Regions from separate parts of the Homo sapiens genome. Here region 2 is linked to region 1. Evidence: read pairs that join two places in POLR2A ChIA-PET (ENCODE). Cell type or tissue: IMR-90. All regions are shown on one strand. Each heading gives the region's core, and the rest is flanking DNA. Links, peaks and the distances in the headings are about the cores only. Region 1 holds the start of LINC02172 (long intergenic non-protein coding RNA 2172). Region 2 has its middle 77 kb from the start of LINC02172.

Evidence for each region. Peaks named below come from ENCODE experiments on the same cell type or tissue, not always from the same donor. Only the 100,000 strongest peaks of a DNase experiment are listed, where the experiment ranks them.
Region 2: POLR2A ChIA-PET joins it to region 1 with 6 read pairs; 3 of 35 experiments call an interaction of 5 or more read pairs at or near these places.

Annotation. Positions count from the first base shown.
Region 1 is chr4:137,542,937-137,548,329 of GRCh38, reverse strand. LINC02172 (long intergenic non-protein coding RNA 2172) reads right to left here and starts at 2,599. Exons shown (of 2, transcript NR_146553.1): 1 at 2,520-2,599. RefSeq lists an enhancer at 4,429-5,346. In IMR-90, for the core only: a CTCF peak has its summit at 2,653; a DNase peak (open chromatin) is centred at 2,619; H3K27ac peaks cover 207 bases.
Region 2 is chr4:137,620,510-137,625,902 of GRCh38, reverse strand. No RefSeq gene overlaps it. Among named protein-coding and RNA genes, the nearest start is that of LINC02172, 77 kb to the right of the region's middle. In IMR-90, for the core only: no CTCF peak of the experiment used is centred there; no DNase peak of the experiment used is centred there; H3K27ac peaks cover 372 bases.

The sequences.
Region 1 (5,393 bases), core at 162-5,161:
ATTTATGTGAATAACACAACGATAAAGGAATGTAAGGCAGAAAGGGATTGACAGGGATGCTTTTTGCACCCTGTCCCTAACTCTCTCTGACACACAATGTCCACTCTCCTTTACTGTCCTCCAGAAGGTGCAAATGTTTCTTCTCCTTTAATTTTTCTCACCACCACCTCTTTCCTTTATGTGCTTCTTCTACTGCTATACTCCCATCTAGAAAGAGATGTAAATACAACTTTTCTACCAACCCAGAAACTAGTTTACTTGTTTCAATATTTTATGCATAAGACAGACATCATTTTCATAGCCAAATTTCTTGTTTTTGGAAAGATTCTAGTGAAGGCCTGGCATGGTGACTTACACCTGTAATCCTAACACTTTGGGAGGCTGAGGTGGGTGGATCACCCGAGGTCAGGAGTCTGAGACCAGCCTGGCCAACATGGTGAAACTCCATCTCTACTATCAATACAAAAAAATTAGCCAAGCATGGTAGCTCGCGCCTGTAATCCCGGCTACTCGGGAGGCTGAGGCAGGAGAATCACTTGAACCTGGGAGACAGAGGTTGCAGTGAGCGGAGATTGCGCCACTGCACTCCAGCCTGGGTGACAGAGCAAGACTCTGTCAAAAAAAAAAAGAAAAAGAAAAAGAAAAAGATTCTAGTGAAATAAGTCTCAGCTTTGACTGTAGATTATAATCACCTGGGGAACTTTTCCAGCTCCTCAGGAAGCAAAACAGACCAATGAAGTCAGACTCTCTGGGGGTGAGACCCAGGCATCAGCGTTTTCTAAAGCTCCTCAGGTGATTCCAATATGAAACCAAAGGGAAGATCATGACAAAAAAAATGCAGCATTTCTCTAAGGATCATACATCCGCTGTTCAGTGTCACTGCTGATTAAGGGAGAGCCACTGTTCATTTGAGAGGCAATCATGACCCGGAGTACAAAAAGTTTTGTGAATCAATGCCATCAGTTCAATAAAACAAACATTCATCACAAACCTCATTAACCAAACTAGCATTTATAATTACAAATAGTTAAGGTAAAATAATACTTTGAAGAATAAAATAGAACTCTGTATTGACTCTATATTGTGATTAACAAAAAAACCCGTTAAGTGCTAATATTTAAACTACTGATTCAAATTGCAGAATGAAAATCACTAGGAATGATATTCACCCTACCCAAGGAATTTGACTAGTGTGGCATTCATAACAGTTATCTTCCAGATCCATTTAGACTCTGATATTTCATTTTATAGAATTTTTACTTTTATTCACACACAAACTTCTTTAATGGAAATTGCCCATATGTCATACAATACATGATTGACTTATTTTACATTTGCTTAACAGCCTTATTCTTTATTCCATGATTTACAGAGACTTTCTAAGGGCAAAACAGTCAAACAATATCTTAATAACATGATGGTTTTAAAAGGGGACTCAAGGCAAAATGTGAATATGACACTTTAACATTGATTAGCAGATAGTCCGTCTAAAGACTGAATTCAGCACATCAATTTTGTTAGCAATATACACAGATTTTTTTTCCTTACTAGGTAATGGTAAAATTTTACTTTTTATCAGAAAAGTAATTTTTCTAACACATGAAGAATAAGTTAATATGTGTTTACATTTGTATGTGTGATAGAGTTTGAAAATTCAGGTTACTTCTAACTCTTATCATGAAAATATTAAAATTTGTATATTCTTTAATTTGTAAGAGGTGATACCAGCTGTTTCATTATGCATTGTATTTGCTCAGGGATTTAATTCATGTGCCTGGGAGCATATGCTTTTTAGAAAACATTTTAATAAACATTTGGATGTTGTCATACTTATAACTCTGGAGAGAAAGTACACTTTATTATTTTAATTATATTAGCATGTGGCTGTATGGCATTACATTTCCTGAAAAGTTAAATTGACATATTAAATAAATAATGAAAGTATATATGAATTCACACATATCTATATATATTAAAACTGATGCATATTAGAATCCTTAGAGAAAATATAGCAAATATCTTTGCTATAATGTTATGCCCGATTCTATTTGTTATAGCATAATAGTAAGCCAAGTACTGAGCTTGACTTGGTCCAAATATCTTGGTTCATTAATGCAGATTTGCTTTGTTTTAGGTACAATTTTAAAAATAATATCTGAGACAACATTGCTAACATGATACACAAAGATAAAACACAATCTGTTGCTGTTGGAGATCTATTTGTATTAATAATATATATGCTTGCATTCTATTATTTTCAACAACATTCCATGCTATAGACTTCTGCAATAACTGAGATGGAATTTAAGCAGTTGGCATGTGTTTCAGTTTCTGTGAAGTTCACATTTTTCATAATGCATTAAGAAGAAGAACTATTACTAAAAGCTCATTTATGTTATGGACATAGGCAAGTATGACAAGCAAGGCCTAGTTAACAACATGATTGTGCAAAGCCATGAGGAGAGAGAGCCTATAAACAAAACCTGTTGCAGGAGCACAGTAAATTCTAGGGGACTTACCCAAAAGCATTAAAAGAAAATCCAATGTGGTGAGTAGAACACTGGAGGATCTGACAGCACACTACAGACCATCATTCATTGAGCACTTGGCAGCGTAAGATGAGATTGCTGGTAGTGCAATCTCACAGTAGGTGGTGCAAACAGCGAGGATTCCAGAGGAGATTCCAAAAATAGAGGCAGCATCATGGAATTTCACCAGCTGATATAAAGACAACAGTCATAACAGTTTGGAGGAGGATTGAGTAACTTGGAGTTGGAATGGTGAGAGAATAAAACTAGCAAAACCAAACAGTGTCTAAACGTCAATTATTGAAGTGGGACAGTAGGCAAGGATGACGCATCAGGTATAAAGAAGTCTAATTAGAGCCACGCAACAGGCCTAGTGTCAGTGTCAACATAAGCATCAATAATTGCTGAGCACCAACATTCATACCTCCTTCCTGACTCAGGCAAGATTGGTTTTGGATATACTGGGGCAGAGCTCAGAACTCTGGGGATGGAAAGGGAAGGGTTCAAATGGTCTGAGACAGGAAAAAAGAGAAATACAAAGGCTGTGAACCAGACAGCATTCCATGTGAGTAGCAGAATTCAAGAAACAACTAACAACATAAATTGTATTTGTGTGGATGCAACTTTTAGAAAAATCTGCAGTCACACTTCTGCATGGTACAGAGAAGTCAGAATTGGGGTTTTACATTCTTACCGTGCAAGTCTTTGTGAATATTGTAAATAACCAGAGATGTTCATACTAAACTTTTGCGTAATAGAAAAATGACTGAGTGTTCTATTCTGTTAAGAAATCTAGGTGTGCACAATTTCTTCAATGGCATGTTATCACTTACATCAAGACAAATACATAAGGAACTCAGATACCCACTTTTATTTTGTCTAAGAAGCCAGGGGGCAATGCATTTTCTATAGATTCAAATATACATTACCTATCCTTCACACAAGAATTATAACTATAACCATTAAAATATTTAAAAATGAAGATATTTTTTCTCCATCTACATGTTGGTGAGCTTGAATTATATCACATCCCAAACATTAATTTTATTTTCTCCTGGGTTTTATTTGAGAAAATTTGCATTTTGGGAAGAAGCAAAGAATGGTTTATAAAATTAGGTAATTTAAAACAAACCATATAATCTTAACCAAAATTTCTTTTTTCCTAATGCTATATTAAAAATGTATATGTAGTAATGAAATTTTAGGTTTTGATGTATGGCATTCAAAGGAAAAGCAAGATAATCAGTATCAATAAGATTGTTTCCTGTTTCTATGAAATATAGAGCTAAATATATACAAAATTTTCAATAGTGCTATCATAAATACATATTTTTTAATTGTAGTCATTGAAGTAAAAGTTTACCTATTTTTCACTATCTAATTTTTTTGTAAAAGTACAAATTAATCTTCATAGCTTTCACTATATATATAGCACTGCTTTCACAGCTTTTAGCAGCCTAATCATTCTTCTGTTGTTCCAAAGAGGCTTTATTTCATTTGAGCAGACTGTTTTAAATGCTTCTTTTTAAAAATTAAGTTATATCTTTAAGAGAAGGTGCAGTTTTTGTATCACTTATTTGACATCAAGGAAGGAGGTTTTCTTTTAACCTCCTTGTAGCCTACATGTCAATAAATAATAGGCTTCTGCTATTTAACCTATAAAAAAATCATTTATTATCACCTCACTCTTGTCCAACATAAACTTGTTAAAAACTGCAGTTTGTAAATATTTATCATGAAACAAAATGGTGAAAGGGACAGTACACTTTTAATTTTCAGGTAGCAGGCTGATATTTATGCAATTTAACATAATCGGACTGCTGAGGCTTTAAAAATATAGGCTTTCTTGAATTTGTCATGTTTTGTGAATCTTTCTCTCCTTGCATAACAAAACACTCTGTTTACTCTCTATGGAAAATTACTCAAAACTCTTTTTCTCAGGCAGCTGTAGTTTTGGCCAAAGCTTCCACGAGATGCAAAATTGGACCTAGTATCAATGAGGACAGTAGAAAGAACTATTGTTGTTAACTGATCATAGCTCCTTAAGTGAAAATGTTAGGAGACCAAACACAGGCCTTTGAAATATGAGGGAGGCAGTCTTTAAAGATGTGGCGTGTTACTTATAAAATGAAATAAAATTCCACATTTTAGAAACTCAGTTACTTCAAGGTGTTGATTTTAGGTCCTTAATCTTTTTTTTTTTTTGCTCCTTCTCTCTTCATTCCAAAGGCTTTCCTCTGTGTGATCTCTTTCCCCCAAGAAAACTTTCCACTGAGTTGAAAGCTTGGGAACTCTTAAGTTTAGATGAATGATAATGAGCATTGTCAAAGAGGCAGTAAAATTGAGTCCTTGGTTCTGGCTGTTGAGCTGAGAGCTGCAGGAGTTAATTGTGTGAATGGTAATGAGACCAGGGAGGCAGCAGATGCTCGCGTGCCTTTACAATCCAAATCCCACCAACAAATTCCTCCCACAGAAACTTTGAGGGACATCTTGGCACCCTGGAGATGGAGATAGACCCAGCCATAGCCACATGCCACCTGCTAGACCTATTGTTAAAAGAAAAAAAAGCACATTACAATAACAAAGTTGTTTGCTGTCTTTTGCAATGACTTTATGGCACCGGTTTTACCATACTAGAGGAATGGAACATCTGATTCTTTATGAAGAACTATCTGCACCCTAAACAGTTAATGACTTAACATGTAAAGACTGATGTTCACTATATCATACATACTCTTCTGATAAGCCATGCCTGCCATTTTCTCTTATAACTCCCCCCGAGGCTGTCTATTCTACAGCAGATTTGCAAAACTATATAGTTTTTGATGACCTTCAGAAAAGGGGCCATTTTTGCTCCTACAGAAA
Region 2 (5,393 bases), core at 58-5,057, 78 kb before region 1:
TGTAAATACCAAAAAATAAGATGAAATCAAAATCAGCTGAACTAACTCTGGTTTAATTAGTTATTAAACCTACTCCCTTAAATGAAGATGCCTACAGAAATAGTAACATTTTCATAAGAAATGAGAGGCCTCAAAATGAAACCGTATGTCCTACTGAAGCTAGTCCTTAAGCTCAGGAAATACCAATTATTTTTGTTGTTGTTTTATCTTTCAACTTCTAAAAATTTAGAGACGGTTTTGAATTCCAGTTTGGCAACTAATGCAATTCCCCATCAAAGTCACTTATTCCTATGCCTTTAACTTTTTTAAAGTTATATTTGATGTTTCCTCAAATAATTTTTTTCTGAATGGAAAACAATGTGATTTTTAGTTGATAGTTTAGTTTCGTATCTTTTTTTCACATACACAAGCTATGAGCAGAATTAAAAATATCTTTTGTTTGCCGTATAAGCAGTTTTTTGACTGCTGAAGATTTGTCTTCTATTTTCAACTTTACAAGATTTTATGGACAGAATGTGCTATTTTGAATACTAATTTATTGCTAGTTATTTATATGTCAGTTCTAATAAATAATTTAAAACATTGGAAATAAAGAAATATATCACATTGCTGTTTCTCATTGAAAGATGCCTTAAAATGGGCCAGGTGCGGTGGCTCATGCCTGTAATCCCAGAACTTTGGGAGGCCGAAGTGGGCGGATCACGAGGTCAGGAGATCGAGACCATCCTGGCTAATACTGTGAAACCCCGTCTCTACGAAAAACAACAACAAAAAATTAGCTGGGCGTGGTGGCGGGCGCCTGTAGTTCCAGTTACTCGGGAGGCTGAGGCAGGAGAATGGCGTGAACCCAGGAGGCGGAGCTTGCAGTGAGCCGAGATCGCGCCACTGCGCTCCAGCCTGGGCGACAGAGTGAGACTCCGTCTCAAAAAAAAAAGATGCCTTAAAATCTTCTTGCCAAAATACCATGTCTAATATTTCTAAAATTACCCAGTTCTGGCCTCTCTATGCCTTTTTAAAAAAATTATGAGCCAATATTCTTTCATTTAGAAAAGATTTATTTACCAAAATATGGGATGAGGAAGACGGTAGTCGAGCATCTATATACAGACTCTAGCTTGTGCACTACTATTATTGGATAGTGAAGGACTTTTTTTTTTTTCTCATTCACCCTTTCACTTTCACATAAACCAACAGGTGGCATATTTTAGAATTTCTTCTGCAATCTACTCTTGTTATTATTACTGATTTTATTATTTAGTTTTCAAGTATTTCAGTTTCATTTGTACATTTGAAATTAATTGTTTAATAATATAGAAAGAACAAAAGCTAATGGCAGTCACTAATATTAGGTGGTTTTGTACAGTTTACCATTTGCTCTTCACAGATACTAGTTGATTTAATTCTTACTAAAATTGTGTGGCATTGGATTGTTATTATTTCTTCTTGTCAAAGTTGAGTTAATACATCCAGACAATGTTAACCAGTTAGATATGATTCTACTGACCCAGTAGTATCAGCATTGAATCCAATACTTGTGATTTCTAACTATATTATTAAAATGTCTTCTCATGATCTCTTCTGTCTCTGAGTTACTACATCAAGGCAATCCAGTATATCTTAGAAAAGTAGGGAAAAATACATTTGATGTCTAACCTTTATTATCTTACTTATAAAGTATGATAATACTTATATTTTTAATACTCTATAAGTATTCTTATACTTATAAGTACCAAAGATGTAAATTTTTTAGACTTCAATTTTTAAACATATGAGCATAATTATTTTGAACTTTTTTCTTTTATACCTCATTCATCATGTATCTGATCATGAATTACAGAACTTTAAAAATGCAAGGAGGATTAGAAATGATCATGCTCATAACTAATTCTTAGAATAAAATTGAGAATAAAGCATTATCATATGTATACAACACATAGAGGGCAATATGGTTTTCGTGTCATAAAACCACACACTCATCGTGGTGTAGAGGGAATCCCATGCTATTAAAGGAAAGCTTTAGTTTTCCTTTTGTAAAATTAGGAATAAAGTCATCTGCTCTACCTTTTTTAGTTTTTTTTTTTCATTTTGAGGATCTGATTACCTAAACTGTGTAAAATAGCTTTGTAAAATATAAAGTGTCATAGAAATATAATCTTTTATGGAGAATATTTACAGTGATATTTCTGAAATATTTTACTTCTAGATAGCACATGCATTTCTCTCACAGAGTAGAAATTTCACTCGCAGAGTAGATTAAAAAACATAATTTTTTTTTGTCAAAAGAGGGCAAACTGACATTTAGTAATGAGCAGAACTGGGAAAATAGTACCATCTACTACCCTCCTGAAGAAACTTCTTATGTCTGTTAAATTTATTTTAAAAATTAATGAGAATGTTGGAGTTTATATCCCTCATTAGAACTCCAACTGGATAGACTAGAAAAGGGACCAACTGCTATCTGTAAGCCTGTTTTTCAAATTTCTGTTTTACAAAACAGATTTGAATCCCTAGCTCTTAAGGAAAAAAAAAAGAAAGAAAAGTCTTCCAAGCTGCCAGCCGCTCAGAGCTGTGTAAAATAAAATGGAGGTAGGAGGACAAAACCTTTCAGGATTGAGCAGAGGCCATGTAAACAGATGTGGGTGCAGTGAATAGAAAAGGTTGAATAGTTGCTTTGTTTCCTGCTTTCTGTTTGTACCACAGAGGGTTCTCTCTACACAAGTCTTTCTGACAGATGATGTACCACATAACTCTTACTGCTGTAGAAACGTGCAGAGTCCTGATATTTGCTAAACACAGGCACTCTTAGCTCTTGGTTTTGTTTATTTAATGAATGTTTATTTTAATGAATGTTTCATGTAAAACCAAACATGTATAGTAATTATGAAAGAGAATTTATGAAGAATATAACTGAAAAGCCAATGATATTTTGCTTTTTCATCAACTGACAAATAACCATCAGTCTCAGACTGCATTGTACAAAGAAAAGTATTGTATATGAATTTTTAAAAGTTGCATTTATTATTGAAAAGCGTTAAATAAGTGTTAAATAACATCATAGATAAAAGAGAGGGAGGGTATCTTCATAGTAAAAATGTTCCTGAAGAGAAGCCCTGTTATAAATGTAGACAATGTGTGAAACTGAGTTACATAACCTTCACTTTCTTCTTAAAGATTGAAGTAAAAAATAGTACATGGCATGGTAGAAGTACTCTACGTATGTCCATTGATTTATTTCATGAGGAACTATTATTGTTGCCTCCGTGTAATAGGTCACAGACACCAGAACTTGGAAACCTGCCCAGGTTTCTTTAAATAACCACAGGGGACTGGCATTTTGTGATCCAAGATACCTTGTTGGGTGGGTGGGTGGGTGGGCGATTGAGTGGTGGGGGATGTCTGCTTTATTTTTTATTGTACTTTTATTTTGAATCAAATAAAATGAACATCAGCTCCTAAGGCCAGTAGTAGCCTACAGCAGTAAAGTGTAAAATGTTCCTTCATAAATGTATATGGTCATATTCAACTCTTCCCCTGTAGTAGATTTTTATTTCATATGGAACAGAATAAATGAGTCTCCTGAAAGCTGGTGGATTTATAGCTTGAATTTACTATTCTTCTAGCATAGTGTTAACTTCACTAATAAAAATGTTGTGTCTGCTTTGCAGAAATTCTCCACTGAAAAAATCATGCATATCCAGGCATAGAAGAGGGGTAACAACTACAGGAAAAACAAGAAATAGGGAAGAAGGTAAACAGTGAGGAGGTGCTCCTTTTCTTGAATAGCATAATAATGGATAATAAATGTTCAAAGACATAGTCTTAGAAACTGCAGTTAACTTGTTATTATCACAGAGAATCCTCACAGTCCTGCCTGTATCCTCTTGTATTATCCAGATATTTTTCTTTCATGAGTTAATTTGTGTAAGTATGTACAATTTTTCTTTAGAAGAAAGGGAAAAAAGAATATGGTCTTTGGACACAAAAATATAGTCAGGTAGAAGGAACAAGTTCTACTGTTTGATAGTATAGTAGGAAAATTATAGGTAACAATAATTTACTATGTATTTCAAAGTAGCTAGAAGAGAAAAAATGTAGTGTTCCCAGCACAAAGAAAAGATAAATGTTTAAGGTGACGAATAGTTCAATTACTCTGATTTAATCATTACACATTGTATACATGTATCAAAATATGACAGGTACCCCAAAATATGAACAGCTATGAAATATCAATAAAAATAAATAAATAAATATTTTAAAAGGATACCGTCTCCTTGAAATTTATCAGTTTTCCCCTTATATGTTGAAATACTTGTGCAATTATTGACATGTTGTTTGGAGCTATTTAGAAGTGTATGAATAAGGTAGCTTGCTTTAATTTCTTGTTCTGCCACACATTCTGACTTTGTCATTAATAAACTAATCTGATTTGGACACAGAAACAAGCAAATGAAAAACACTGAAAACAGAGGGAAGGAGAGGAGGGAAAGGGACACTGAGGAAGGGTTTACTGGTTTGTCTGCCTATCTGGAGGCAGCTCCATCACCCTTCCCTTTAGTCTCGCTGACAGGGCTGGAGGCCCTTCTATACATGACCGTGTCTCATGCATTCATGGGCCGCTGTGTCACCACAGCGCCTTTTGTTCAGAGGCAGATAATTGCTCTCCCCTTCTCTCAGCTGCCATATGGTGCAATGGAGACCAACTTACAAAGACAGACAGGGAGAGAAAGAGAGTGAAAGAGGAAGGGAAGAAAGAAACGCAAGAGACAGCAGATGACACTGATTTATGCTCAGTGTTAATGGGGCAAGTGAGCAAGGTGGGGCTAAGAAGTGAGAAGGCTAAGGGGGCAAAAGGAGGGCGTGTGAAACTTTTCACAGGCAGGCAACCAGGCTGCTTCCTGTGAGGCAGGCTCTGGTTCTCCAAATATAGGGCTTAAAATGGAACACTTATAGTTCAGTTCCTTAACTTTTGTTACTAATATTAAAATTACTTCCATGATTCCTAATGGTCAAGGCTTACATTCTTTTATCATCATAATAATAGTTTAAAAATCAGACATGCTTCTCTTTCTATGCATATTTAGTTTGCATTATAGTCAGTACTTTGTGGAGTCACTTTCAGTAAGAAAATTAAAATGCACATGTGTTTTTCTCTTCTTAATCATCACATGAACTACCAAATTGTTCTATTAACACTACATTATGTTTTGAGGATTTGGGAGCCTACCTTTTCAGGAGTCTGCCATATCCTATCAGGGCATAGTCTGTGCTTTCTTGATAAAGCTCATGAACACTCCTAATTTACAGGTTTGTATGTGAGGGTTTTTAGATTTTATTTTATTTTATTTATTTATTTTGAGACAGAGTCTCGCTGCGTCTCCCAGGCTGGAGTGCAA